2 separate regions of the Homo sapiens genome follow, and region 2 is linked to region 1. The links are chromatin loops, found by intact Hi-C in ENCODE. Cell type or tissue: gastrocnemius medialis. All regions are shown on one strand. Each heading gives the region's core, and the rest is flanking DNA. Links, peaks and the distances in the headings are about the cores only. Region 1 overlaps FAT2 (FAT atypical cadherin 2). Region 2 overlaps LOC105378234 (a long non-coding RNA gene).

What was found. Peaks named below come from ENCODE experiments on the same cell type or tissue, not always from the same donor. Only the 100,000 strongest peaks of a DNase experiment are listed, where the experiment ranks them.
Region 2: a loop joins it to region 1, with 12 times the contacts of the local background. A loop is called at or near these places in 11 of 110 quality-filtered maps.

The regions. Positions count from the first base shown.
Region 1 is chr5:151,492,116-151,507,702 of GRCh38, reverse strand. FAT2 (FAT atypical cadherin 2) reads left to right here. Exons shown (of 24, transcript NM_001447.3): 23 at 92-549; 24 at 1,606-3,611. The coding sequence ends at 2,138. It overlaps SLC36A1 (solute carrier family 36 member 1), which reads right to left. Exons shown (of 11, transcript NM_078483.4): 11 at 15,324-15,587. Among named protein-coding and RNA genes, the nearest start is that of MIR6499, 22 kb to the left of the region's middle. RefSeq lists enhancers at 9,164-9,825, 11,163-11,712. In gastrocnemius medialis, for the core only: CTCF peaks have their summits at 6,593 and 6,796 (motif pointing right); DNase peaks (open chromatin) are centred at 6,772 and 7,804.
Region 2 is chr5:151,375,865-151,391,451 of GRCh38, reverse strand. All of the region lies in intron 5 of LOC105378234 (a long non-coding RNA gene), which reads left to right. It also overlaps a transcript of SLC36A1 not described here, the pseudogene LOC100420127 and the pseudogene LOC100419720. Among named protein-coding and RNA genes, the nearest start is that of SLC36A2, 36 kb to the right of the region's middle. RefSeq lists an enhancer at 2,958-3,896. In gastrocnemius medialis, for the core only: CTCF peaks have their summits at 6,387 and 6,591 (motif pointing left); DNase peaks (open chromatin) are centred at 6,141, 8,221, 8,711, 9,205 and 1 weaker place; H3K4me3 peaks cover 1,318 bases; H3K27ac peaks cover 4,244 bases.

The DNA of each region.
Region 1 (15,587 bases), core at 3,518-11,517:
GGGAGCAGTCTCTATCCCATAGATCTCTGTAAGAGGGGACATGGAAAGGGCAATTTCATGACTTGGCCCCCTGACTACTCTGTCTCCGCAGGTGTGAAATGGAGGCGAGGGGTTGTTCAGAAGGACACTGCCTAGTCACTCCCGAGATCCAAAGGGGGGACTGGGGGCAGCAGGAGTTACTGATCATCACAGTGGCCGTGGCGTTCATTATCATAAGCACTGTCGGGCTTCTCTTCTACTGCCGCCGTTGCAAGTCTCACAAGCCTGTGGCCATGGAGGACCCAGACCTCCTGGCCAGGAGTGTTGGTGTTGACACCCAAGCCATGCCTGCCATCGAGCTCAACCCATTGAGTGCCAGCTCCTGCAACAACCTCAACCAACCGGAACCCAGCAAGGCCTCTGTTCCAAATGAACTCGTCACATTTGGACCCAATTCTAAGCAACGGCCAGTGGTCTGCAGTGTGCCCCCCAGACTCCCGCCAGCTGCGGTCCCTTCCCACTCTGACAATGAGCCTGTCATTAAGAGAACCTGGTCCAGCGAGGAGATGGGTCAGTATAGCCAGAGACGCTTAGCCTCTGGGATTGATGGAAGTGGGTGGTGGTTCTAAACACTCCGTTATCTGAGGCACAGGCATTTTTAGCTACCACGCATCCAACCCTTTGGGATGGGACATGATGAGATGTGTTCAAGATTACAGGGCACGGATGCTGGAGCAGATACCAGGTTTCTGAGGCTCATTCTATTGCACTCCTTTAAATTCCAAGTCACTCCATGGGATTGAGGTTCATGACAGAAATGTGTAGACCCTGGATAGGGTTGGGTAGAACCCTTGGAGTGAGAAGGGGGCTTCTGCACATTTGTGCTTTTCTGGGAAGGGAAAGGAGAAGTGGTCTAAGCTTCTGGTTGCCCAGTGTGGAAGTGCAGCAGCCTTGGGCCAGACCTGGCTGACCTAGAGGGGGAATATCACCTTCTTCTCATCTTTGGCTCAAAAGGGGGTGCATTAGTAAAGCACTTCATGTTTTGGCATAATCATTAGCAGTTATGATAGGTATTTTCACTATGTGTCAAATACGGAAACCGAGGCCCATCAAGATGCAGTGACTTGTTCTAACTAACCCAACTATTCAGTAGCAGAGGCAGGGCTAGGACCAAGGGCTCCTGGTCTCCTGATTTCCGAGCCACATCTCATTTCATCACTCTCCATGATAGACTCCATCACACCTGTGAGTGAGTCCAAACTGTGTGTGTGTTTCCTTCAGTTAAGGGGATGAAACTCACCAGTAGGACTTGGGATGGAGTTACTGTATCCAGCTGTGGGGGTGGGTTGCATGGAGACATCCAAATCCTTCCCTTGTTCACTGACCCTCAGATTAGTGGCAGGGATTTGCAAGATGGGCTGGCCTTAGGTCAAACCTCTAGCCTTGAGCTTGTCCCATTGGATTCTATGTTATCAACGTAAGCCAACAGAGACAACCTGCACAGATGGGCCTATGCCCACCCACTCCCATCTCCACCACTCGCTAGGTTATATATAGTTGCTATAGAGCCAGCTGAAACCTTCCGGGGAGAAAATGAGCTCACCCTATCTTGCTGTTCCCTTTCAGTGTACCCTGGCGGAGCCATGGTCTGGCCCCCTACTTACTCCAGGAACGAACGCTGGGAATACCCCCACTCCGAAGTGACTCAGGGCCCTCTGCCGCCCTCGGCTCACCGCCACTCAACCCCAGTCGTGATGCCAGAGCCTAATGGCCTCTATGGGGGCTTCCCCTTCCCCCTGGAGATGGAAAACAAGCGGGCACCTCTCCCACCCCGTTACAGCAACCAGAACCTGGAAGATCTGATGCCCTCTCGGCCCCCTAGTCCCCGGGAGCGCCTGGTTGCCCCCTGTCTCAATGAGTACACGGCCATCAGCTACTACCACTCGCAGTTCCGGCAGGGAGGGGGAGGGCCCTGCCTGGCAGACGGGGGCTACAAGGGGGTGGGTATGCGCCTCAGCCGAGCTGGGCCCTCTTATGCTGTCTGTGAGGTGGAGGGGGCACCTCTTGCAGGCCAGGGCCAGCCCCGGGTGCCCCCCAACTATGAGGGCTCTGACATGGTGGAGAGTGATTATGGCAGCTGTGAGGAGGTCATGTTCTAGCTTCCCATTCCCAGAGCAAGGCAGGCGGGAGGCCAAGGACTGGACTTGGCTTATTTCTTCCTGTCTCGTAGGGGGTGAGTTGAGTGTGGCTGGGAGAGTGGGAGGGAAGCCCTCAGCCCAGGCTGTTGTCCCTTGAAATGTGCTCTTCCAATCCCCCACCTAGTCCCTGAGGGTGGAGGGAAGCTGAGGATAGAGCTCCAGAAACAGCACTAGGGTCCCAGGAGAGGGGCATTTCTAGAGCAGTGACCCTGGAAAACCAGGAACAATTGACTCCCGGGGTGGGCGAGAGACAGGAGGGCTCCCTGATCTGCCGGCTCTCAGTCCCCGGGGCAGAGCCTGATTGACTGTGCTGGCTCAACTTCACCAAGATGCATTCTCATACCTGCCCACAGCTCCATTTTGGAGGCAGGCAGGTTGGTGCCTGACAGACAACCACTACGCGGGCCGTACAGAGGAGCTCTAGAGGGCTGCGTGGCATCCTCCTAGGGGCTGAGAGGTGAGCAGCAGGGGAGCGGGCACAGTCCCCTCTGCCCCTGCCTCAGTCGAGCACTCACTGTGTCTTTGTCAAGTGTCTGCTCCACGTCAGGCACTGTGCTTTGCACCGGGGAGAAAATGGTGATGGAGGGCAACAAGGACTCCGAGGAGCACCACCAGGCCTCGGGCCCCAGAGGTCCCACTCCTCAGCCTACACGCAGAGGAACGGGCCCACCTCAGAGTCACACCACTGGCTGCCAGTCAGGGCCTGCCAGGAGTCTACACAGCTCTGAACCTTCTTTGTTAAAGAATTCAGACCTCATGGAACTCTGGGTTCTTCATCCCAAGTTTCCCAGGCACTTTTGGCCAAAGGAAGGAAGGAACTAATTCTTCATTTTAAAAATTCTTAGGCACTTTTTGACCTTGCTGTCTGGATGAGTTTCCTCAATGGGATTTTTCTTCCCTAGACACAAGGAAGTCTGAACTCCTATTTAGGGCCGGTTGGAAGCAGGGAGCTGGACCGCAGTGTCCAGGCTGGACACCTGCCATTGCCTCCTCTCCATTGCAGACGCCTGCCCATCAAGTATTACCTGCGGCGACTCAACCCTATGCATGGAGGGTCAATGTGGGCACATGTCTACACATGTGGGTGCCCATGGATAGTACGTGTGTACACATGTGTAGAGTGTATGTAGCCAGGAGTGGTGGGGACCAGAAGCCTCTGTGGCCTTTGGTGACCTCACCACTCCCTCCCACCCAGTCCCTCCCTCTGGTCCACTGCCTTTTCATATGTGTTGTTTCTGGAGACAGAAGTCAAAAGGAAGAGCAGTGGAGCCTTGCCCACAGGGCTGCTGCTTCATGCGAGAGGGAGATGTGTGGGCGAGAGCCAATTTGTGTGAGTGGTTTGTGGCTGTGTGTGTGACTGTGAGTGTGAGTGACAGATACATAGTTTCATTGGTCATTTTTTTTTTAACAATAAAGTATCTTTTTTTACTGTTATTTTCTGTGTCCTTTAGCCTGTTTGGGGTCAGGGGAACGATGCAAGGGTCCACAGGCCGTTCCAAGATTCATGGATTTTGGGAGCTGGAAGGGATCCTAGAGATTGTCAAGCAACAGAGATTCCCAACCTGGCAACATTACCTATCCCAGACACAAAACCAGAACTTCTGGGGGTGGGGCCCAGGAAACTATTTGGAAAAAACCCTCTGCCTCTGATACAACTGTCTGCAGTGGTTCAAGCCCCTCCATTTAGATGGGGCTCTGGGGCTCTGAGGCTCTGAGTGATGAGTCCACTAACTAGCAGGCTAGCTAAAGCCCAGGACAAGACCTGGGGCTTCCTGCCCTTGCCAGCACTCTTTGCACTGCATGGCATTAGTTACGGAGAAGGGACTTAACTATCAGAAGTCTTGGGAAGCTGGCCCTCCTGGGACCCAGAGTCAGCCTCTGGCTGCTACTCCACAGCGCACCCTTAGTCGCCAGCTAAATGTGACTTCACCAGGCAACCATGATGACACCGAGACAGGAAAGCCCAGTCCCTGCCTTCAAGTTCCCAATCCAGCTGGGCAAAGAAGGCACACCCGTGGGAGACACCACGCAGGCAGTGGCTCTGAGGTTGAACAGGTTTGATTCCAAGCCCAGCTCTGTCGCACACTAATTATGTGGCCTTGAGCAGATATGACTTGGCCTCTCATTTTTCAAAGAGAATTTTTTTAGAGCAGTTTTATGGCTCACAGAAACACTGAATGGAAGGTACAGCGATATGCCTTCCCTCCCATACATAGCCTCCCTCATTATTAACATTCCCCACCAGAATGGTATAGTTGTTGCAACTGACAACTCTCCATTGATGGGTCATTATCACCTACAGTCCATAGTTTACATTAGGGTTCACTCTTGGTGTTGCACATTCTATGGGTTTGGACAAATGTATAATATGTATCCAGCATTACAGGCTCTTGCAGATGGTTTCACTGCCCTAAAAATCCTCTGTGCTCTTCCTACTCTTCCCTCCTGCCCCCTAACCCCTGGCAACCACGAAACTTATTGCTGTCTCCATAGTTTTCCAGCATGTCATATAGTTGGAATCATATGATACGTAGCTTTTTCAAACTTGCTTCTTTTACTTAGTAATATGCATTTAAGATTCCTCCATATCTTTTCAGGGCTTGATCATTTCTTTGTAGTGCCGAATAATACTCCACTGTCTGGATGTACTACAGTTTATTTACCCATTCACCTTCTCAAGGACATCTTGGTTGCTTCCAAGTTTTGGCAACTATGAATACAACTGCTATAAACATCTGTGTGCAGGTTTTATGTAGATATAGGTTAGCTCTGGGTAAATACTGGCAAACAGTCTTCCAGAGTGGCTGAACCATTCCACGTTCCCACCAGCAGTGAATGAGAACTCCTTTTGCTCCACATTCTCACCAGCATTTGGTGGTGTCTGTGTTCTGGGTTTCCACCTTTCTAATGGGTGTGCGGTGCGGTATCTCACTGTTGTCTTAATTTTGCATTTCCCTGATGACATATGATGTGGAGCATCTTTTCATGTGCTTTTTTTTTGACATCTATAGATCTGCTTTAGTGACGTGGCTGTTAAGATGTTTGGCTCATTTTTAAACTGGTTTGTTTTCTCAATGTTGAGTATTAAGAGTTCTTTGTATATTTTAGAAAACAGTATTTTATCAGATATGCCTTTGAAAATATTTTCTCAGTCTGTGCCTTGTCTTCTTGACACTGTCTTTTACAAAGCATAGGTTTTTAACTTTTTTTTTTTTTGACAGAGTCTCACTCTGTTGCCCAGGCTGAAGTGCAGTGGCACAGTCTCGACTTACTGCAACCTCTACCTCCTGGGTTCAAGCAATTCTCCCACCTCAGCCTCCTGAGTAGCTGGGATTACAGGTGCCCACCACCACACCCAGCTAATTCTTGTATTTTTAGTAGAGACAGGGTTTCGCCATGTTGGCCAGGCTGGTCTTGAACTCCTGACCTCAGGTGATCCACCCGCCTCCGCATCCCAAAGTGCTGAGATTACAGGCATGAGCCACCGCACCTGCCCTACTCGTTTTTAATTTTAAGGAAGTCTGGCTTATTTCTTTTATACAGAATGCCCTCGGTGTTTTATTTAAAAACTCATTGCTAAACCCAAGGTCTCCAGGTTTTCTCCTATGTTATCATCTAGGAGTTTTATAGTTTTGCATTTTACATTTAGGTCTATGGTCCACTTTAAGTTACTTTTTGTGAAGGATGTAAGATCTAGATTCATTTTGTTTGCATGTGGCTGTCCAGCTGTCCAGCACCATTTGCTGAAAAGGCTGTTCGCTCCATTGTGGTGCCTTTGCTCCTTTGTCAAAGTTCAGTTAGGCCTCTCATTCCTCAGTAAAATGAAGATAGTAAATAATATAGGAATAATAGCTATCTCATATTGTCATGAGAAATACATGTAAATGGAAAGTTTATTAAAGCATAAACAATAAATGGTGGCCAGTATGACAGAAAATAATACCAGGCCGGGTGTGTGGCTCACACCTGTAATCCCAGCACTTTGGGAGGCCAAGGTGGGCAGATCACCTGAGGTCAGGAGTTCAAAACCAGCCTGGTCCCTCCTGGGACCCAGAGTCAGCCTCTGGCTGCTACTCCACAGCGCACCCTTAGTCGCCAGCTAAATGTGACTTCACCAGGCAACCATGATGACACCGAGACAGGAAAGCCCAGTCCCTGCCTTCAAGTTCCCAATCCAGCTGGGCAAAGAAGGCACACCCGTGGGAGACACCACGCAGGCAGTGGCTCTGAGGTTGAACAGGTTTGATTCCAAGCCCAGCTCTGTCGCACACTAATTATGATACCATGAAAATATGTAACCATTCAGATTAAAAAATGACTGTCAGGGGCCCCCTCTTCGTCTTTGGGAAACAATGACCTGGTCCTCCTCATTCCTGATGTTTCACATGCTAAGGCCCATAGAGAAAGGGTTTGTCTGAGGTCTCACAGCCGGAATTCCAGGGGCAAGACCCCAAGGCAGGTCCGACACCCAGTCTGGGGATGTCCACACAGCACCTCCCTGCCTCCCATTCTCCTGGATGGGGAACGCCTTCTTAACCAGCCCACCTCCATCCTCTCCCCACCAGGCCCCGCCTTCTCCTTTTCTTCCGCAGCCTGCGCCTTCACAGATTAGCCACCAGAGGGCTCTCTGGGATCAAGGACCAGTTTACTGGGCCTGCGGGGAGGCCTAAAGGTTTTCAGGTAAATCCCGGCATCCTAAACCACTGGGGCTCAGGCAGACTTGCAGTTCACCATCGTGACCGTCACTACCATCAGCCACCACCTCTACTGCCTCCTTTTACTGAGCATTTGCTATGCCAGGTGCTGTGCAAGCACTCAGCGTCTTATCTCATTTAATTCTCACAAAAACCTAATGAGGGGCCAGGCACAGTGGCTCCCACCTGTAATCCCAGCACTTTGGGAGGCCGAGGTGGTTGGATCACCTGAGGTCAGGAGTTCGAGACCAACCTGGCCAACATGGTGAAACCCCGTCTCTACTAAAAATACAAAAACTAGCTGGGCATGGTGGCGTGTGCCTGTAATCCCAGCTACTCAGGAGGCTGAGGCAAGAGAATCACTTGAACCCAGGAGACGGAGTTTGCAGTGAGCCGAGATCATGCCACTGCACTCCAGCCTGGGTGACAGAACGAGATTCCGTCTCAAAACAACAACAACAACAACAAAACCCTAATGAGGTAGGTACTATCATCATTTACAAATGGAGAAACCGAGGCACAGATAAACTGAGGGACCCCTAATTTATGTTAGTAACTTAAATAAGGTAAGTCACAGAGTTCATGAGTGACAGGACCAGGATTCCAGTCCAGGTCGGCCTGACTCGGGAGGTGCGCCTTACGTTTGGGTTCGCGAAATAAATTACAAATACAGGGGACTGATGAGCAGCAGCAAGTGCAACGGAACAGGCTGAGTTCAGAACAAGCCAAGAGAAGGCCATGCTAATTTCTAGGTGGCACAGAGCCAGGGGGCCCAGATTTGGGGAGGTGGGGGTCTGCTCAACTTAGGACTCAACCCCAGGCCTCTCCCGAAGCCCTACATCCACTTTTGGGGCTGGACCTTAAGAGTGGCACAGCAACTTTGAGCATCGCTAGAGGAGCAGGCCAGAAGGGAGGGGCAGGGTGGGGACTTGCTGCCCTGCTGTGAGGAGTGGTTTCAGGAGCCAGACAAGGCCTTGCTATTGGAGAAGGAAACGCAGCTGGGATTTGCCAGGACAAACGGTGTAAGAATTGGGAAACAGGAGAATTGGGAAACGACTTCCTTCAGGGGCTGGCGGATGAGGGAGGGCTTGCACAGTTGTTGTTACAGGGGTGGTTTTCAAGCCTTTACAGGAAGGACACATATGTTTTCCAGGCATCAGGGCAGTGCTCTGGAGGGAGGCACATGGGATCTCCGAGGCAGGCATGAGGACTGGGCTAGAACCCTCAAAAAGTGAGCATCTGGGGATAAGCAAAGGCAGAGCCAAAGGCCTTGGGGGGAAAACGACATCTGTTGGACTGAAGATTATGTATGAAGATTCTAAAAGAGCTAGAGGGCAAAAAAGACCCAGCAGGTAGAGTTTTAAGGCATGGAGTGACGCGCCCAGGGCTCGCAGCTGGTCCAGTATAGAAGAGTCAACCCAACCTCTTTGCACGACTTGAAACACTGGTGCAATGCCAGCCTGCTAGGGTGCCAGACCCAGGTGCTGGTCCATCACCTGTGGTGCGGTGTCTAAGGACAGGCTTTGGAAACCCTCGGGCAGCCTCTGACTGCTTCTAGAAGAGGGGCACCAGCTGTTTCACTGAATGAAAAGCAGGAACTTTCTCAGGCATCCAGCTGCAAAAAGACAATTTTAAAACTTTTCTCAAAATTCCTCAATGAATCCAAAGTGTCCAACCAAGAAAGGTGCCTGGTTAGATTGATACAAAGCTGACAATATAGTGATGTCACCTCCTTACCAGGCCAGGGCACTATTCACTACAGAAGGAGACTACACTGAATTTAGTAACCAAAGATTTCAGATACGTAATTAGCCCCCAAGGGCAGAGTGGGAGTAGATTTCATCTGATTGATCAGTGCCCTCAGGCAGCTCACAATCTGGGGAAAGTGGCCGAGCAGCCACGTCTCCAGCGCAGGCAGGTATGAGGATAACCAGAGGAGGGAGGTGACAGCATTGCTGAGGAGGGAGCTGTAAAGTTCTGACTGAACTGGCCAGGATGGGTCCACAGGGGCCCAGCCATCTGAGCTGGGTCTTAAAGCAGAGCTTCCAATTTAGCACAGAAAGGAGGGTCAGCTAGGCTAAGGGAAAATCCCAAAGGGAAGGCCTAGAGATTTTAAGTATTTGGGCAATGGTGGGTAGTTCTGACAGCTGGGAGTGACTTATGGAGGGCAGGGTGCAAAGCAGGCTGGAGTCAAAAGACAGGCTTGGAAATGTGCCGTGCTCAGTGAAGGAGGTGAGGAATGAAGGAATCAACTGGCAGGGGAGAAGATTGCAGCAGCAAGGACGTGAGGTTTGATGTCAGACAGACCTGGCTTCACCGCTTTGGAAACGTGATCTTGGGCAAGTCATTTAACCTTTTATGCCTAGTTTGCAAAGTGGGGATATTACCAGTACTTTCCTTCACTGGATTTGAGTATTAAAGGAGACAATATACATAAAGTGCTTAGCATAGTTTGTATACTGAATGTTCAGGAGATGTTAGAGATATTTTACCATTACTACTGAAAAAGCAGCTCATTGTGTAGTATCCATATTGACACACTTTCCTTTGTTCCATGGCCATAATAAAAGGACATTCCCACCCCCCTGGCCGTGCGCAGTGGCTCACACCTGTAATCCCAGCACTTTGGGAGGCCGAGGTGGGTGGATCACCTGAGGTCAGGAGTTCGAGACCAGCCTGGCCAACATGGTGAAACCCCGTCTCTACTAAAAATACAAAAATTAGTCGGGCGTGGTGGCAGGCGCCTGTAATCCCAGCTACTTAGGAGGCTGAGGCAGAGAATCGCTTGAACCCAGGAGGTGGAGGTTGCAGTGAGCCAAGATTGCACCATTGTACTCCAGCCTGGGGGATTAGAGCAAGACTTCGTCTCAAAAAAAAAGAAAAAAAAAAAAAGGACATCCCCCCAGCTAAAGGTAGGTGGGCACCAAATGTTCTCAGGCATTGGTTCCTGGCAGCTGAGGTGGGCAATTTCCACCCCATCCCCCACTCCAGCCAAGGGGATATTTGGCAATTCTGGAGACATTTTTAGTTGTCACAACTTGCAGGGTGCAACTGACATCTAGTGGGCAGAGGCCCAGGATGCTGCTAAACATCCTAGAATGCACAGAAAAGCCCCTCAACAAGAATTCTGCAGCCCCAAATGGCAGTAATAGTGAGGTAAAGAAACTCTGTCCTAAAGAAACCCACGCAGCCTTTCTGTAGCACCAGAGCAGCCGGAAATCCAGCCTGGGGCAAAAGTACCCTTATGCCAAAAATAGAAGTTATGCATATGGCTTTGCTCATTTCTAAAAAGGCACCATTCTGGATTCTACATCTGTCAGAGTAAATATCAGGGTGAGTGAAAAATGAAAGGCAATCTAACAATATAAAGAATAGTATACAATGATCAAGTAGGATTTATTCCAAGTAAGCAAGGCCAGTTCAATATTCAAAAATCAATCAATGGAATCCACCATATCAAAAGGTGAAAAAAGAAAAACTATACGATCATATCAGATACAGAAAAAGCATTTGACAAAATTCAGTACTCATTCATGATTTTTAAATATCTCAGTACAGAAATAGAGGGGAACTTCTATAAAAATTATACTACTTACATCATACTTAAAGTGAAAGACTGAATGCTTTCCCTACAAGATCAGGGACTGGACTAGGATGTTCACTCTCACCACTTTTTTTAAACTGGAAATTTGAACCATTGCAATATGACAAAAAAGAAAGAAAGAAAGAAAAGAGATAGACACTGGAAAAGAAGAAATGCATCTATCTCTATTTGCAGACAACATGGTTGTCTAAATAGAAAATCTCAAGAAATCTAACCAAAAACTCCTAGAATTATCGAGTACAGAAAGGTCACAGGATACAAGATTAAAATACACAAATCAGTTATATTTCTATATACTACCAATGGACACACAGAAACTGGAATAAAAAATACCATTTATAATTGCTCCAAAGAAAATTAAATACTTAAGTATAAATCTAACAAAACACAGGATCTGATAAATGGTTAAAATAACAAATAGTGTCAGGAAGGATCACCTAGGTCAGAAGTTCAAGACCAGCCTGACCAACATGGCAAAGCCCCCTCTCTACTAAAAGTACAAAAATCAGCTAGGCGTGGTGGCATGCACCTGTAGTCCCAGCTACTCGAGAGGCTGAGACAGGAGAATCGCTTGAACCCAGGAGGCAGGGGTTGCAGTGAGCTGAGATGGTGCCACTGCACTCCAGCCTGGGTGACAGAGTGAGACTGTGTCTCAAAAAACAAACAAACAAACACCACAAATAGTGGTAACACCAAAGGCTGGCAAAGTTGCAGAGGAAATAGATCACTCATACATTGTTGCTGGAGTAGCAAAATGGTAGTCACTCTGGAAAATGGTTTAGAAGTTCCTTTTAAAACGAATAATGGGCTTACCATACGTACTAGTCTGTTTTCGCGCTGCTGATAAAGACATACCAGACATACCAGAGACTGGGCAATTTACAAAAGAAAGAGGTTTAATTCGATTTACAGTTCCACATAGCTGAGGAGGCCTCACAATCGCGGCGGAAGGCAAGGAGGAGCAGGTCACATCTTAAGCGGATGGCGGTAGGCAAACAGAGAATGAGTTTGTGCAGGGAGACACCCCTTTTTAAAACCATCAGATCTCGTGAGACTTATTCACCATCACGAGAACAGCGCAGGAAAGACATGCCCCCACAAATCAGTCACCTCCCACCGGGTCCCTCCCACAACATGTGGAAATTCAAGATGAGATCTGAGTCAAACCATATCACCATACAATTCAGCAATTGTGCTCCTGGGCATATATCCCAGAGAAATTAAAACTGATTTTCATGCAGGAACACTTGTACAAATATTTATAGTACTTTATTTGTAATAACTAAATCCGGAAACTGCACATTTCTTTCAGTGACTGAAGGGTTAAACATCAGTACCATGGAACCCTACTCAGCAATAAAAAGAAAAAAACTATTGATAAATGCAACAACTTAGATGAACATCAAGGAAATTATACTGAGTGAAAGAAGCCAATCCCCAAAAGATACATATGGCATAATTCAATTTATTGAATTATTATTATTAATTTCATGAATAAAATTATAGAGATGAACAGATTCGTGGCTTCTGGGGAAGGTTAGGGATGTGGGGGACTGAAGGGAGTGGGTATCTATAAAGGGGTAGCATAAGGAGTCTTGAGGTGACGGTACAGTTAGGCATCTAGATTGTGGTGGTGGTGTATACAAAGCTACTCATGATAACATTGCATACAGCTATACACAAACACACACACACAAATGAGTATCTGTATAACTAATGAAATCTGAATCAGCTCTATGGATTGTGCTAATGTCAATTTCCTGGTTTCAATAATGTACTACAGTTATGCAAGATGTTAACACTGGGAAGCCCAGCTGAAGAGTGCTCTGGACCTGGACCTCCCTCCTGTGCCTTTGAGTCTTCCTGTAATCTACAATTATTTCCCAATAAAAAACCTATATCAAAAGAAGTAGATGACTGAATTTTAAGAGGCAAAATATTTGAACAAGTACTTCCTTAGGCCAATAAGCACGTAAAGAGGTGCAAAACATCACTAGCCATTGGGGAAATGCAAATTAAAACCGTAATGAGATGCCACTTCACACCTATTAGAAGGGCTAAAATTTAAAAGACCACAATATTAAGTATTGGTGAAGATATGGAGCAACTGTAACTGTTATACATTAGGAATCCAACAAGGAACGGCCACTTTGGAAAATAATTTGCCAAAAGTTAGCACACATTTCCCATACAACCTCATCATTTCACCTCTAGGTATTTACTCAAGAGAAATAAAAACATAGGTCTACACAAAGACCTGTACATGAGTATTTATAGCAGCTTTATTCATAATAGTAATTTTTTTATAATTAAATATAGAGTATATTTGAGCCCAAAACTTGCGAATGGCCACTGGGAAGCACAGATTCAAGTTGCCCTCATAACATACTCTGATTAGCAGCAGTTAGAAGTGAGTTTTAAAGGAAGAAAGAAGAGGTAGTTTCTAAATTGTTTACCAGAAATTTACATTAAAATAACATAAGCCATAATAACTAAAAATTTGAAGCAACCTCAAAGACTATCAACTAATGAATGGATAAACAAATTATGGTTCATCCACGCAATAGATACTACTCAGCAATAAAAAGAACCAATTACAGATACATGTAACAACATGGAGGAATATAAAAAGGATGATTATGTTAAGTGAAAGAAACCAGACACAAAGGGCTACATATGTAACGGTTTTATATGACATTCTAGAAAAGACAAAACTGGAGACAGATAAAACAGATTAGCAGTTGCCAAGGGCTGAGTGGTGTGAGGATGGGATTGATTGCAAAGGGGCACAAGGGACCTTCTGGGGGCAAAGGAAACATTCTGTATCTTGATTGAGATGGTGGTCACATGACTGTATGCAAAACACATTGAACTGCACATTTGAAAAAGGTAAATTTAAATTTAATTACATGTAAATTATACTCCATTTTTTTTAAAAAAGGAGACCAATGGCCAAGGGTCTAGTAAAGCATACCCATTAAAGACACACATAGTTCCTCAGCACAACCGCAATGGGCAAAGTATGAGGAAGGCAACCTACATAGCAAAGAGCCCCAGGCTTAGGGTCCAAATTCAGTCCACTGTCACTCAGGTTTATGCCTCCAGTAGTAATGCAATGGGCTTACCTGAGGGCCCTGGCTTTCTGGAAGAAGGGGTTCCAGCCATTAGGTATAAATGTGAGCAGAAATAAAAAATTCAGGAGGTAGACAACCTAAAAGAGGATTGAGTGGCCTCCACAGAGGAAGTGAGCAAGACATCAGTGCATGGATGGACAGCCAGAACAACAAGCAGAAGTATTTTGGAGTCCTGGTTTTCTACAAGTCAGCTAATATTTCAGAAAATGTTTAATAAGCCCTTTGTGATTATGACATATGGCACTTTACAACATTCTCTCTAACCCTCAGGACAATTCCCAAGGCAAACCTTCCTCTTGAGGCTGCAACAGACAGGCAGCCAGCGCCTTGGGAAGCACTCAGGTTCTGGAACCAGAAGACTTGTGTGTGTATCCCAATGCTGCTAACTACTAGTTGGTGGCTTGGCGTAGCTGCTAAATCTCTTTGACCTTCCTGTTCCAGAAATGATAATGACAACGAAAATAGTCAGACTACATGCCCACCTTCCTCTCTTGGTAAAATGTTATACTTTAAGAGTATTCTTTGAAGGCTCTGTTTTAAAACTTATACTGGTAAATGTATTTTCCTGAGTTCTATGAGCTACTCTAGCAAATTAATTGAACCCCAAAACAGAGTCATGGGAACCCTGATTTAAAATTTTTAGCCAGTCAGAAGCACAGGTAAACAACCTGGTACTTGCAATTGGCACTGGAAGTGGTGGTGGTGGGGGTGTCACTCTTGGGGACTGAGCCCTCGTCCTGTGGGATCTGATGCCATCTTCAGGCAGGTGGTGTCAGAATTGAATTGGAGCACACCTGGCTAGTGTTTGCCGCAGAAGTGATTGTATGCTTGCTGGTGCGAACAAATTCTCAAGTATTTTGGGGGGCGGGGAAATGTATTGAGTGAGAGAATAAACATTTTAAGCCTTAAGTGTGTTTTCCCACTCAGTGACAAAAAGGGAAGGGAAGGGGTGTCATCTCTTCCATTGTCCTGTCCTGAAATTAATCTCCACATTTCAAGAAAATTAAGTGTTACCTGTTGTGTCCGGTTTCTTCAGAGAAACAAAGCCAGTAGGAGATATATATATACACACACACACACATATGTGAACACAGATACACATAGAGAGACTGAGAGAGAGACAAATCAAGGAACTGGCTCCCATGACCGTATGAGTCGGCAAGTCTGCGAGTCATAGGGCAGGCCTGTAGGCAGGAGCTGATGCTGCAGTCTGGAGGCAGAATTTCTTCTCCAAGGAAACCTCAGCTTTGTTCTAAAGGCCTTTATACTGATTGGATGTGGCCCACCCACAATATTGAGAAAACCTCTTTTACTTAAAGGCAACTGATTATAGATGTTAACCACATTTACAAAATACCTTCGCAGCAACACCTGGATTAGTGTTTGACTGAATTATAAGTTGACACATATAAAACTGGCTGTCATGTGGGCTCATCTGCTATGCAAGGAGAGGGCTGAAAATTCTTACTCAAGTTTTCGAGAGAAGCAGGAGGAGGTTTAGGGAGGGGAGGATTGTCTAACAGAAAAAAAAATAAAAAACCATTCCTAGTCCCTTTCTTCTTGGGCGACTCTTAATTCCATGGATGGGTCTACTGCTTGTGCCACTTTGCCATATGAACTCTGTGGCATAAGCCGGAAACATTTAACCCAGTATCTAGTAAAGGGATCTGAGTGATATAAAAAGAAAAAAAAAAAAGACACAGATAGCAACCTCTCAAAAATAAAAATAAAATTCATTTATTGAAAAGAAAAAGCTTAACATACGATCCATGTGCAAACCCCAAAACAGGATCTACGAACTCTGGCATGATCCACATCGCTACACATACCATGCTGGAAGTGCACATCCACACAGGCACGTAACATACACAGTACTGTCTAGTTATCAACACCTACAGATTGGTTGATTTTTCTTCACACACCATTGACATGTTTTACAATAGAGTTACCAATTTTATTATCCACTGAAAGAGCATAG
Region 2 (15,587 bases), core at 2,669-10,668, 120 kb after region 1:
CACTCCTATTCAACATAGTGTTGGAAGTTCTGGCCAGGGCAATCAGGCAGGAGAAAGAAATAAAGGGTATTCAATTAGGAAAAGAGGAAGTCAAATTGTCCCTGTTTGCAGATGACATGATTGTGTATTTAGAAAACCCCATCATCTCAGCCCAAAATCTCAAGCTGATAAGCAACTTCAGCAAAGTCTCAGGATAAAAAATCAATGTGCAAAAATCAGAAGCATTCTTATACACCAATAACAGACAGAGAGCCAAATCATGAGTGAACTCCCATTCACAATTGCTTCAAAGAGAATAAAATACCTAGGAATCCAACTTACAAGGGATGTGAAGGACCTCTTCAAGGAGAACTACAAACCACTGCTCAACAAAATAAAAGAGGACTCAAACAAATGGAAGAACATTCCATGCTCATGGATAGGAAGAATCAATATTGTGAAAATGGCCATACTGCCCAAGGTAATTTATAGATTCAGTGCCATCCCCGTCAAGCTACCAATGACTTTCTTCACAGAATTGGAAAAAAACGACTTTAAAGTTCATATGGGAACAAAAAAGAGCCTGCATTGCCAAGACAATCCTAAGCCAAAAGAACAAAGCTGGAGGCATCATGCTACCTGACTTCAAACTATATTACAAGGCTACAGTAACCAAAACAACATGGTACTGGTAGCAAAACAGAGATATAGACCAATGGAACAGAACAGAGCCCTGAGTAATAATACCACACATCTACAACCATCTGATCTTTGACAAACCTGACAAAAACAAGAAATGGGGAAAGGATTCCCTGTTTAATAAATGGTGCTGGGAAAACTGGCTAGCCATATGTAGAAAGCTGAAACTGGATCCCTTCCTTACACCTTATACAAAAATTAATTCAAGATGGACTAAAGACTTAAATGTTAGACGTAAAACCATAAAAACCCTAGAAGAAAACCTAGGCAATACCATTCAGGACAGAGGCATGGCTAAGGACTTCATGTCTAAAACACCAAAAGCAATGGCAACAAAAGCCAAAATTGACAAATGGGATCTGATTAAACTAAAGAGCTTCTGCACAGCAAAAGAAACTACCGTCAGAGTGATCAGGCAACCTACAGAATGGGAGAAAAATTTTGCAATCTACTCATCTGACAAAGGGCTAATATCCAGAACCTACAAAGAACTCAAATTTACAAGAAAAAAACAAACAACCCCATCAACAAATGGGTGAAGGATATGAACAGACACTTCTCAAAAGAAGGAGTTTCTGCAGCCAACAGACACATGAAAAAATGCTCATCATCACTGGCCATCAGAGAAATGCAAATCAAAACCACAATGAGATACCATCTCACATCAGTTAGAATGGCGATCATTAAAAAGTCAGGAAACAACACGTGCTGGAGAGGATGTGGAGAAATAGGAACACTTTTACACTGTTGGTGGGACTGTAAACTAGTTCAACCATTGTGGAAGACAGTGTGGCAATTCCTCAAGGATCTAGAACTAGAAATACCATTTGATCCAGCCATCCCATTACTGGGTATAATACCCAAAGGATTATAAATCATGCTGCTATAAAGACACATGCACATGTATGTTTATTGCGGCACTATTCACAATACCAAAGACTTGGAACCAACCCAAATGTCCATCAGTGATAGACTGGATTAAGAAAATGTGGCACATATACACCATGGCATACTATGCAGCCATAAAAAAGGATGAGTTCATGTCCTTTGTAGGGACATGGATGAAGCTGGAAACCATTATTCTCAGCAAACTATTGCAAGGACAAAAAACCAAACACCGCATGTTCTCACTCAATGGTGGGAATTGAACAATAAGAACACTTGGACACAGGAAGGGGAGCATCACACACCAGGGTGTTGAGGGGTCGGGGGAGGGGGGAGGGATAGCATTAGGAGATATACCTAATGTAAATGACGAGTTAATGGGTGCAGCACACCAACATCGCACATGTATACATACGTAACAAACCTGCACATTGTGCACATGTACCCTAGAACTTAAAGTATAATTTAAAAAAAAATTAAAAGAAAAAGAAACTCAAAAGGAGGATTAATTATTACCAGGGGACGGGAGGCATTATAGGAGCCTCAGGAACTTGAACAATAAACAGAAATATCACAGATTACAAAGGGAGGGAAAGAGCCTTCTTAGCAGAGGGAACAGCACATGGAAAGGCATGAAGTTTGAAGGTGTATTGCATGCTTCAGACATTCTCTGGAATGGTTACAACATCAGGCACAGGAAGGTGGAGACAGAGGGAGGAACAATACTCTCAGCATTGTAACCAGGCCAGACAGTTAGAACCACCGGACCTGAAATACTATGGACTTTGAATCCCAGGCTCAAGTTTGTAACTCTTTCCTGTAGGCGATGAGATATGATTAAAGGCTTTTTAAGTATTGGAGTAACATGGCACTAATGTTTCCTCTGCCTTATGTCCCTTAAAAGCAGTGGGGTTTTTTTTCTATTTTTGATAAAAATTAGTTCCAAGTGGTTAGTGTTTTATGATTGTAGACTTTCAGAGACCATCAGATCCAGCCCCTACCTTCTAGCAGGTAAAGAGTATATCTGCATTTTATAGATGAGGCATATAAAGTTCAGGGAAGTAAAGTGACCTAAATACTTAGAGGTAGAGGCCGAGTTATTTCAGGTCCCCTAAATTTCAATTTTTTAGTTTTTCCAGTATAAACATCACACACTCTCTGATCTCACGTGAATTCAATTAGGAAAGTGTTGACGAAAAGAGTCAAACTGTAAAATATTTGAAGAGATTTATTCTGAGCCAAATACTAGTGACGGTGGCCCATGACACAACCCTCAAGAGACACTGAGGACATGTGTCCAAGGTGGTTGAGCCACAACTAGGTTTTATACATTTTCTGGGTTAAGACTGTGGAGACCAAAGTTCTTTTTTTTTTTTTTTTTTCTTTTGAGATGGAGTTTTACTCTTGTTGCCCAGGCTGGAATGCAATGTTGCCATCTAGGCTTACCACAAGCTCCACCTCCCAGATTCAAGCGATTCTCCTGCCTCAGCCTCCCAAGTAGCTGGGATTACCGGCATGCGCCAACACGCCTGGCTAATTTTGTATTTTTAGTAGAGAGGGGGTTTTTCCATGTTGGACCGTCTGGTCTTGAATTCCCGACCTCAGGTGATCCGCCCACCTCGGCCTCCCACAGTGCTTGGATTACAGCCATGAGCCACCGCCAAGACCAAGGTTCTTATCATGCAGATGAAGCCTCCTCCAGGTAGCAAGCTTCAGAGAGAATAGATTGTAAATGTTTCTTATCAGACTTAAAAAGAGGCCAGACTTAGTTGAATCTCTCCTGGATCTGAAGAAAAAGGCCTAGAAAGGGAAGGGGGTTCTCTACAGAATGTAGACTTTTTTCCCCTGCAAGAAACAACTTTGCAGGGCTATTTCAAGATATGGCAAATAAATATATTTGGGGTTACGATATTTTGATCTCCTTGCCTGTTATGTGATGTCATGCCAGTGTCAGGTCCAAAAGCAAGCCACATTATATAAGGTTAAATAAAACCCTTCTAGTGAGACTTTATGCTCTGTAGGGCATGGCTTCCCAGGTCCCTTAAATAGGAATTTGCGCAAGAGAAGAAAAAAGGTAAGAGTTTAGTTCTCAAAAAGACAAAGAGTCCTTAAATGGCAGACAAGCTGGGCATGGTGGCACATGCCTGTATTCCCAGCTACTTGGGAGGCTGAGGTGGGAGGATCACTTGAGCCCAAGAGTTCAAGGCTACAGAGAGCTAGGATTGTGCCACTACACTCCAGCCCTGGGAATAGAGTGAAATCCTGTCTCAATAAATAAATAAATAGCACAGGCAGTTTCACCCACCACCCCACTCATTGAAGAGATGTCTGTGCAGGAGTTGAGATGGAGAACATGAATCCACCATCTTCTCTGTAGGTCTTGGCACCTTCATGCCCTTCATAGAGAGTGAGACTCTTGCCACTTGAGTGAGACTCCAGTGCCTAAAGACATGTTTGCAATTGTTTCTACTAGATAGCCTCTTGGCACCTTGCTATGTTCTCTAGCAATTAGGGGGTTATTGGAAGCAATTTTAACTATTCCCAATTTCTGTCTCATGCTCTGGCCTGAATGATCTCCCGACTAACCCCCATGGGTCCTCCAGAGCCTGCTGGTGTCTGTGCGTGGATCTTTCCTGATCCCCTCTGCCTTGCACAGGTTGTACCAGTCTGTTGAGCTCCTCTACTTGGGTGGCATCTGCCTTACCTACCCCCTGCAGTTCTATGTCTCTGCCAAGATCATTGTGCCTGTCACTGTTTCCTGGGTGTGCAAGTGCTGAACCCTCATGGTAGACTTGGGCATTGGCTCTGCCATGCTTTGTAAGACATGTGAGTAAAAGGCAGAAAGATTTGCTTCTTTTCTGTCCCTCCACCAGGCCCCAGGAGTTTACAGGAGTTGGGCCACCAGGACCTCCCTAGAGCAAGTGCAACATTCCAGGCTTAGTAAATGTTTGTGGAATTAAGCTGAACCTAAGAGAAGCACATTGGTTAGGTTCTTTGGAGGCAAACAACAGAATATAACTCTGGACAACTTAAATTAAAACAAATGGATTTGAACATGCCTCACAGAGTCAAGGGAAAGCTAAAGAAGCAGACATTGAGAAAGACAGGGACCGGGCAGAGCCTGAGACTGAAGTCAGTGGGACTGTGCCTCTGGGATGAATTTCCACCAATTGTTTTCTGTTCTTGAGTGCAATGCTCAAGACGCAAATTCTATGGAGAGAGTGTCCAATTGCACAAGCCCATCTGTTGGGCAAGGAAAGTCAGGGCTTTTTGATTGACAGTGCCACCAAGACACCCATGCAGTGAGAGGGATGGTATCTCAAAGCAAAAATGGGTTCTACACCAAGAATGGGGAATTGATGAGTGTTAAAAGCAACAGATGTCCACACAAGTGGACATCACATGACAGAAGTCACCAGGTAAGGGTAACTGTGAAAAACAGGATGGATATGACATTAACCAAGTTAGAGAAATGGTCAGAGTTATTATCTTCAAATACTAAAAGTAGTTAAAGCTCTGGATCAGGAGGAAACTAAGTTCAAATTAAAGTTTGTATCTCTCAAACTTCTCACTCAGTAGTGCTTATTCCAACCTCAGAGTATAAGCCATTCCACACTTGCCATTTATAGACATGAAGCCAGCTTGGTGAACAGCCAGTAGGGGACCCTGAAGATCTGACAACAAAATATAAAGCCAAAAAGATACAGAAGGGGCCGGGTGCGGTGGCTCATGCCTGTAATCTCAGCACTTTGGGAGGCTGAGGCAGGTGGATCACGAGGTCAGGAGTTTGAGACCAGCCTGGCCAACATAGTGAAACCCCCATCTCTACTAAAAATACAAAAAAAAAAAGTTAGCGAGACGTGGTGGCGGGCGCCTATAATCACAGCCACTCGGCAGGGTAAGGCAGGAGAATCACTTGAACCTGGGAGGCGGAGGTTGCAGTGGGCTGTGATCGCGCCATTGCACTCCAGCCCGGGAGACAGTGCAAGACTCTGTCTCAAAAAAAAAAAAAAAAAGATACAGAAGGAAACCTCTGTTCTTAAAAGGTTTCATATTAGAACCTGAACAATGACCCATAAACTTCCTAGAATTGTGTGCAAAAATGGTATGTAAAGGTAGTTGTTGCTGTTTGTTTGGTTTGGTTTTTGTCTCTTTTTTTATTGTTTTGTTTTATTGTTTTTTTTATTGGGGTGTTGCCCTAAGATTCCCTAGTTCTCCCCATTTTGGCAAAAGGGGCTGTGAAAGGTTTTGCACTTCTGCCAACAAAGAGCTGCCCTCTCAGATGGTCTCAGTCAGAATCTGCTTCCTCAGAGCTACCTGGCCCCATCCTGGCCACTATTACTACCAGAGACAAGGATGAAAATGTAAATCATTTCTCAATTTGGAAAATGAGAATTTGTTGGAAGCCCTCTAAGGCATTTCCAATTTGGATGGCGATTCTGGGTTTTTTCCCCTTGGAAATTCCTAGGAGCCCCACAGTCTGCTCAAAGAACAAGGTTTAAAAATGTGACTTTCTCTCCCTGCCTGACATGGCCAGGTGGGAAGGGTAAGTGAGTGACTGAGCAGGGGCCATGCCCAGAAAACAGCACATGGCTTAGTCTAAAGTTACCCATCTCCAGCTAGAGAGGGTCCATGCTGGGTCATTTCCAAGTCTCAAAGAAGCCAGGAATTTTGGTTTTGTGTATGTCTGTGCAACTTTTCCAGTTTTTAAATAGTGGCAGCTAATTCAAAAAGCGTGGTACTCAGGTGGCCAATTTGCAACCAGGACCTAGATTTTATTCCCAAGGTATTTATGAAGGCCTTTAAGCACCCTCCTGCCCCTCTTTCTCTCTGTCTCTCTCTCTCTCTCTCACACACACACACACACACACACACACACTCTCTCTCTCTCTCTCACACACCCACACACACACACATACACACCTCACTTAAAATAAAATTGCCTAATAAAACAAGTTTCTTTCTGCATCTTTTTGACTTTATATTTTGTTACTGGAAGATCTTCAGGGTCCCCTACTGGCTGTTCAGCAAAATGGCTTCATGTCTGTAAATGGTGAGCGTGGAATGGCTTATACTGTGAGGTTGGAATAAGCACTAATGAGTGAGAGGTTTGAGGGTTGCATATTTTAAGCTCAACATAACAAAGAGCTTTTTTATACTGGGTGAGAAGAGTATAGTGAGTGCCCGATCTCCGAAGGTATTTAAGCAGAGGCAGGACAACCACTTTCCAAGAGAGGAATAGTTTTGCTATATAACCTATGAGAAGCTCCTTCCAAGTCTGAGATTCTCTTCTTTGGTTTTCTTTATAAGTGAAAATCAAAAATGAGTGATTAAATTACTGAATCTGAAGGATGATGCTTTTGAGCTATTGTCTGATGCATTGTAAACTGCAGATTATAGAAGGCATGAAACATATATGTTTGCCTTGAAAATATTCACTCTAGATGTGTAAACTGCTAGCTCTCATTTGTTTTAAATATACAACCCATAGATTTCTCTTCCGGCATTGTTTCTTCCTGGCTCACACCTAATATGTAAGAACTGTTTTGGAGGCACCCTGAGTCAGACCTCTCAGGCAAGTAACTAATAATTCATGGAGCACAGATAAGGAAACTGAAAGTGCTTCTAGAGCCAACACCCGGAAAGGAGAGGATACATGTTGGATCTCCCAGAAAGTTAGTTTCAGAGCAAGGACTAGAACACAGGTCTCCTGATGCCCAATCTAGGGTGCAACATGTTATGCAGCTCATACTAGGAGATTTTTTTTTTGGAAGATACAAACATTTTAGAGAGAATAATTTGAAGAATTTCAGAAATGAAGACATTTGCCTTCATGGCATAGGGTTCTTTTTTTTTTGTCACAAAACACTATGATTTTATTAGCAACCACATATGTATCATTTTCCACTACGTTTTACAATGGACTTGTTTCACAGAGAAGGTGAACTAATTCTAATGAAATACCAATAACGTACCTTAAACAAGTAACATGTTGCTGAAAAAAATTTAAGTTAAAGGCTGGGTGCGGTGGCTCACGCCTGTAATCTCAGCACCTTGGGAGGCCGAGGCGGGCAGATCACCTGAGGTCAGGAGTTTGAGACCAGCCTGGCCAACATGGTGAAACCCCGTCTCTACTAATAATACAAAAATTAGCCAGGCGTGATGCCAGGTGCCTGTAATTCCAGCTACTTGGAAGGCTGAGGCAGGAGAATTGCTTGAACCTGGGAGGTGGAGGTTGCAGTGAGCCGAGATGGTGCCACTGCACTCCAGTCTGGGCGACAGAGCGAGTCTCTGTCTCCAAAAAAAAAAAAAAAAAATTTAAGTTAAAATGCACTACATTATGTAGTGCAGAAAAAAAAGTGCAGCTGGCAATTTAAGACATGATAACAATGCTGAATCAGTAGTGTTTGGAGTGATATATTTTGCCCATCTTTGGCCAATCCTAGAGTAGTACTCATCACAAGCTGTATGACAAATGTGAACATCATAAGCTGTACGACAAATGTGAACTAATGAGGCTACAATACTGCAGACCAAATAGAACCATTCTAGAGTCAGTTTCACAATGAAATACTCCACCCCCGGCCTGGAAACAGTGATCTGCTGTCGTTGCTATCCTGCTGTGGCACCTATCCCTGCTGCCGTATTTATTACCAGATCAGGTGTCCTCCAGCCAGCCAGCTTCCAGGACAAGTGGTGCCCAGTGAGTCACAACCCAAAGAGGAACAGCTGCAGGTTACCGATTTGTATTCCTGTACATACTCAACTTGGGTGGCAAGGATTTGCTCATTTAACTTGAATATATTTACTTCTAAAAAGACTGTGGGCCGGGTGCGGTGGCTCACTCCTGTAATCCCAGCACTTTGGGAGGCCGAGGTGGGTGGATCACGAGGTCAGGAGATTGAGACCATCCTGGCTTTAATGCTGTTTTCAGATATCCCCATTCCTAGTTTTAGAGGCAGCCATGGAATATATAGTCTCCTCTGGCCTTGGGGTCAGGAAGAAAGGGAAATCTATTCATAAAAGGAATTTAAATTCTGGCCTTGGCCTCTCAAACATGCTTCAAGTGAAAGATGGCTCAACTAACAGGTTCCTCCAGGCAAAATTATTCTGGTACCAATGACTCACTCATGTTGTCACTCACGGCCATAAAGAGAATGGTTAAAGCAACCTAGGTTTTCTGAGAATCAGATTTGGCGCAATGAGTTGGGGTACTATGTGCCACAATTGATTTCTTTAACACAGGCTCAAGCACATGTGCCCACATGCACACTATGGTTACACACCAGGGCAGAACCTTCTTAACAAGAGAGTCTCCAGCACATCTTTCCAAGATGCTAAGTTGGTGGGGAAAACACACTTTGCACTCATTTGGCTGATGACCTAAGCAGGGTCTGGGAAAAATGCATTTAACCCCATCTTTGATTCCTTGCTTCTATGCTAGAAGACTAACACATCTATCCCTACTGAGCAAGGAGCTTGCCTGGAGTCAGGGCATTCTCATCAAAAGGCATCTTTGATATTTTTGAGCTGGCGCATGGCCAGATCTACAGGGAGGCTGAACTTGAGGCTGCTGAGGCGACTGTGCAGGTTGAGGGCACTCTCAAAGCCTGTGTGTGCTATGTAGCTCCCAGGCTGGTAGTGAGTCTCGATGAGTGACCCGCACTTGCAGATGAGGTTCACCCAGGACATCAGACGCTGCTCATTCAGTGCCATGCACACCAAAGCCTTCAATTCAGAGTCTGCACTGTGCTTGAAAGGGTCGTGCTCTGTCAGCACCATGTGGATGACTGTCAGTAGGCTCTCTTTGGGGGTTACATCAGTGCCTCCTGTAACAGGAAGGGCAAAGACTGGGAGAGCTCCCGGGCTGGGCATAAGCACTGCCATTTTTAGCATGGTAGTACTGTAACCCCCCAAGGGGTTCACCTTGCTGACTGCCTAGACAGAGCAGATTCATCAAGACAAGGGAATTGCGACAGAGAAAGAGTAATTCACACAAAGCTGGCTTTGCGGGAGACCAGTCTTATTATTACTCAAATCGGTCTCCCCAGGCATTTAGGGGCAGTTTTTAAGGATAACATGGTGGGTAGGGGGCGGGGCCAGTGAGCCAGGAGTGCTGATTGGTCAGGGTTGAAATCACAGGGAGTCAAAGCTGTCTTCTTGCACTGAGTCAGTTCCTGGGTGGGGGCCACAAGATCAGACAAGCCAGTTTATCAATCTGGGTGGTGCCAGCTGATCTGTCAAGTGCAGGGCCCACAAAATATCGCAAGAACTGATCTTAGGACCAGTTTATGGAGGGTCAGAATCTTGTAGCCTCCAGGTGCATGACTCTTAAACCATAATTTCTAATCCTGTGGCTAGTCTAGTCCCCAGATAAGAAGGAGGTCTGCTTTGGGAAAGGGCTGTTACCATCTTTGTTTAAACTATAAACTGCAAACTAAGTTTCTTCCATAGTTAGTTCAGCTTGTGCCCAGGAATGAACAAAGATGGCTTGGGGGTTAGAAGCAAGATGGAGTCAGTTAAATTAGATCTCTTTCACTGTCTCAGTCATAATTTTACAAAGGCGGTTTCAGTACTTTACAAAGAGCTCCCAGGGGTGCATGGGCTCAGGGGCTGAGGAGAAGGCTGGCAGCAAATGAGCAATAGGAGCCATGATGAGGCTCATTCCTGAGGAGGAGGCATATAGTCCATGGGCTAGCAGGTCCCTCACAGCCACCATCAGCTCCTTCCACACAGCCATGGCCAGCTCATCCTTGCCTGCCAGAGAGAGGTCCTGGAGGATGGCAGAGGTGGTGACATGGTCGTGTGGCTGGTGCCTCAAGGCTAGCTGCTTCTCTCTGTCCACTGACACCTCCCGCCTCTTCAACAAGAGAGCATAGTCTGTCAGCCTGGCCCCTCTGTTATAGGGTTGGAGGGATCTGGCCTGTCACACAACCAAATTAGCTAACAGCAAAATCTGGAGCATTGCCAATGCTTGCGGCATCAGGTGCAGCCCCGTCCCTTGGACTTTCTTCACATCCCTTGCCTTTGTTTTGCTGTGTCCTGGAGGCAGTGGGTCTGCTGCTGCCAGTTCTGGTGGAACCATTTCCTGTCTTCCCAGAGGCCTTGCGCTCACAATGTCCACCATCTGTCTGCAAGGGGCTTCCCACTTCATCTTGGATGAGGTCGATGGACATCTAGAGGTCTCCGATCTGAGTTTTCAGTTGCTCAACCAACTGATCTTTGACTAGGGCTGGGTTGACGATGTGAGCCACTACTGCATCTACAAACTGACGAAGTTCTTCAGTGGACAGGGAACTGATGTCCTCATTCAGACGCATGTCCAGTTTCTTTATTAACTTGTCTAGGATCACCCACTGTCTTTCCAACACACGAACTGCCGCAGGGCATCATAACTGCTCTTGGATAGGCACATGTTTCCAAGTCATCTAGCTAGGTCTTGAGCTACAGTATCCATTCTTTCTGCTTCTTCCTTTGGGTTTCCACACGCTCTTGTTTTTCCTGCTCACTCTGGTCCTCGCCCCACAACTGTGGCCGGTCTCCTGGCAGCTAATTTGTATGTTTTTGGTAGAGAGGGCGTTTCACCACGTTGGCCAAGCTGGTCTCGAACTCCGGACCTCAGGTGATCCGCCCGCCGCAGCCTCCCACCTAGGGTTCTTTTTAACATTTCCTTATTATCCTTTTAATGTCAATAGGATCTAGAGTGATGTCCTATTTTTCATTTCTGATATTGGTAATCTGTGTCTTCTTGTCTTTTCTTTCTTGAATAGTCTGGTAGATTTTATTGATCTTTTCAAACAAATAATTTTCTGGTTTATTAATTTTCCTGTATCGTTTTTACACTGTTTTCAATTTTGTGCATTTTTTCTTCTTTTTCTCCCCTTCACCTTGCTTTGAGTTAATTTTTTTTTCTAGTTGCTTGACATCAGAGTTTAGATTATCGATTAGAGACCTATTTTCTTTTCTAATATAAGCACTTAATGCTATAATATTTCTTGTATGCCTGCATTAATATAGTTGCTAGCCACATTGAGCGCTTGAAATGTGACTAATCTGAATTGAGACGTGCCATAAGTATAAAATAAATATTAGATTTTAAAACTGTAGTACAAAACATGTAAAATATTTTAATAGTTTTTATATTGTTACACATTGAAAGAGTAATATTTGGGGTATATTGTGTTAAGTTAAATATAATGTTAAAATTTACCCCAGAGAGGGCAAGCAGGTCCCTGTGGCCACAATTAAAGTGAAGAGCGCCGGGCACGGTGGCTCATGCCTGTAATCCCAGCACTTTGGGAGGCCGAGGCGGGCAGATCACCAAGGTCAGGAGTTCGAGACCAGACTGACCAAAATGGCAAAACCCCATCTCTACTAAAAATACAAAATTAGCTGGGTGTGGTGGCGCATGCCTGTAATCCCAGCTACTTGGGAGGCTGAGGCAGGAGAATCGCTTGAACCCGGGAGGCGGAGGTTGCAGTGAGCCAAGATCGTGCCATTGCACTGCAGCCTGGGCAACAAGAGCAAAACTCTGTCTCAAATAAATAAATCAATAAATAAGAAAACCTATAAATTTCAATTAAAGTAGGAAAAAAACATCGCCTACTTGGCTCATAAAATGGTATCCAGGCAGTGAGGCAGCAGGAGGGCCAACGTTAGGCTGGCTCAGCAAGAGACAACACAAAGATGGAGCCAGAGAATGGTCTGAGTCTGCAAATTCTGCCACCATTGAGGAGACTATAGGCTTAAGGACATTACCACTGCCAGGCTGGGGGCCTGGGCTTCTCTCCCCATTCTCAGCTTTCCTGACCCTGTGCAAGCACCTCCCCACCTGGGAGAAATTTCCAGGGCTTGGGCTTTGCCAACTCTGACCCAATTTTGATTATTTATTGTGTAATTTATTATTGTTCCTGTGAAAAGGCCACACATCTCCTCTCTTCTTCCGAGAGATACGGGTGTCCATCCATTGGCTCCACGGTCCAGCCTGCTGGGTGAGTGCAGCATGGCCCTCCCCTTCTGGCCCTCAGGCCCAGGTGGCTGTGTGCCAGCCAAGTGACAGTGGCTGCTCATGGCAGTGGCAGGGGGTGGGTAGAGGTGGCAGGTGGCCCAGCAACCTCCTTTTCCTCAACTCCTCCAACCACCACCCACCTCTCACCCTCCCCGGTGTCAAGCGTTTTTATCTGTGGTTGGCGGTGGCAGTAATGGCAGATGGTGGCTGTGGTGCTGGTGGCAGCTACTATGAGAGATGATGAATTCCTCCTTCATGATGAACCAGGCCAGCCTGGAAGATGGTCACCATGACCTCTTCTGCCTGGCTGACTCGACAGGGATTAAATGGAAAAGATATGTATGGCAAGGCCCAACTTCTGCCCCTATTATGTTTCCCACGACTCAAGGTGACCCTAATTTGAACAGCTTTAATCGCTGCCTTAAGACAGATATAGCTGGTGTTTGGCAGCAAGATCAAATACCTAGAAGAAGAGAATTGTCAATATTTTGGTGGGGCAAAGACCCCAATTTTGCTGACCTTATTTACCAGGATTTAACAGACGAGGAGGATGGAGTATGGGAGAAAAGACTTTACTCTGAATGCCATACTCTGCTTTTCAAAGCAGTTCACAGTCTGTTGGGATGGTGTTTAATGAACCAGAACTTTGTATGTATTGGCAAGTGGTTTGTACAGTCTCATGAAGAAGATTAAAAACCTATAAATAAAAGTGAATGATTGTCCTGCTCTTTCACCTTTTTCTTGCATGGAGACATCAATGTTTGTACCAATGTGGAAATTAGCCAACATCAACCTGTATACCTTCTTAGTGAAGATCACATCACCCTTGCTCAACAGCTTAATAGCCCATTTCCAGTTATCTTAAGCCAATTTGGACTAAATAAAGACCCCACTTAAAAGATAGAGATTACGGGATTGAGCTTTAAAATGAACCAACGGTATGCCACTTATAAAAAACTCACTTTACTGGTAAAGACACTTAGACACTGAAGATTAAAAGATGGAAAAAGATATTCTACATGAACAGAAACCAAAAGTGAGCAGGAGTAGCTATACTTGTATCAGATAAAATAGATATTAAATCAAAAATAGTTAAAAAAGAAGAAAATAATTACATAATGGTGAAGAGATCAATTCAAGAAGAGTATATCGCAATTTAAATATATATGCATCCAACACTGGAGCACCCAAATTTATAAAACAAGTATTACTAGACCTAAAGAAAGAGACAGCAGGCCGGGCGCGGTGGCTCACGCCTGTAATCCCAGCACTTTGGGAGGCCGAGACGGGCGGATCACGAGGTCAGGAGATCGAGACCATCCTGGCTAACACGGTGAAACCCCGTCTCTACTAAAAATACAAAAATTAGCCGGGCATGGTGGCGCGCGCCTGTAGTCCCAGCTACACGGGAGGCTGAGGCAGGAGAATGGCGTGAACCCGGGAGGCGGAGCTTGCAGTGAGTCGAGATCGCGCCACTGCACTCCAGCCTGGGCGACAGAGCGAAACTCCGTCTCAAAAAAAAAAAAAAAAAAAGAAAGAGACAGCAATACAATAATAGTGGGGGACTTCAATACCCCACTCATAGCATTAGACAGATCACTGAGACAGAAAATCAACAAAGAAACACTAGACTCAAACTGGACTCTAGGCCAAATGGACCAAATAATATTTACAGAACATTCTACCCAACAATTGCAGAGTATACATTCTTATCAGCACATGGAATATTCTCCAAGACATATTGTATGTTAGTCCACAAATCAGTCTCAATAAATTTTTAAAAACTGAAACCCTATGAAGTGTCTTCTCAGACCACAGGGAAACAAAACTAGAAATCAATACCATGAGGAACTTTCAAAACTATCCAAATACATGAAAATTAAACCATATGTCCCTTAACGATCTTTGGGTCCATGATGAAATTAAGATGGAAATTTAAAATTTTTTTGGCCGGGTGCGGCGGCTCATGCCTGTAATCCCAGCACTTTGGGAAGCCGAGGCAGGTGGATCACCTGAAGTCAGGAGTTCGAGACCAGCCTGACCAATATGATGAAACCCCATCTTTACTAAAAATACAAAAATTAGCCAGGTGTGGTGGCATGTGCCTGTAATCCCAGCTACTCAGGAGGCTGAGACAGGAGAATCACATGAACCTGGGAGGCAGAGGTTGCAGTGAGCCAAGATCACACCATTGCACTCCAGCCTGGGCAACAAGAGTGAAACTCCATCTCAAAAAAAAAAATTTTTGAAATGAATGAAATGGATATACAACATAATTCTGAGATATATAAAAAAAGTAGTGCTAAGAGGGACGTTTATAGAGTTAAATGCCTACATCAAAACAAAATAGAAAGATCACCAATTAACAACTTATTATCACACCTCTGGGAACTAGAAAAACAAGAACAAACCCAACCCAAAGCTAACAAATGAAAAGAAATAATAAAGATTAGAGCAGAACTAAATGAAATTGAAAACAAAAAAAGATAAAAAGGATCAACAAAACAAAAAGTTGGTTCTTTGAAAAGATAAGCAAAATTGACAAACTTCTAGCTAGACTATTTATTGATTTATCTAATCAATAACTGTGATTTATCACATAAACAGAATTAAGGACAAAAACAATATGATTATCTTAATAGATGAAGAAAAATAATTTTATAAAATCCAGCATTCCCTCATGATAAAAACCCTCAACAGAATAGGCAAAGAAGGAACATACCTCAAAACAACAAGGGCCGTATACAACAAACCCATGGCCAATACCATACTGAACAGGGAAAAGTTTAAAGCAATCTCCCTAAGAACTGGAGTAAGACAAGAATGCCCACTCTCACCATTCCTATTCAACATGGTACTGGAAGTCCTTGCCAGAGCAATCAGGCAAGAAAAAGAAATAAAGGCATACAACTGGGAAAGGGAAGTTAAAGTACCTCTGTTTGATGATAATATGATCTATGTCTAGAAAAACCTAAAAATTCCTCCAAAAACAAAAAACTCTTAGGTTTGATTAATG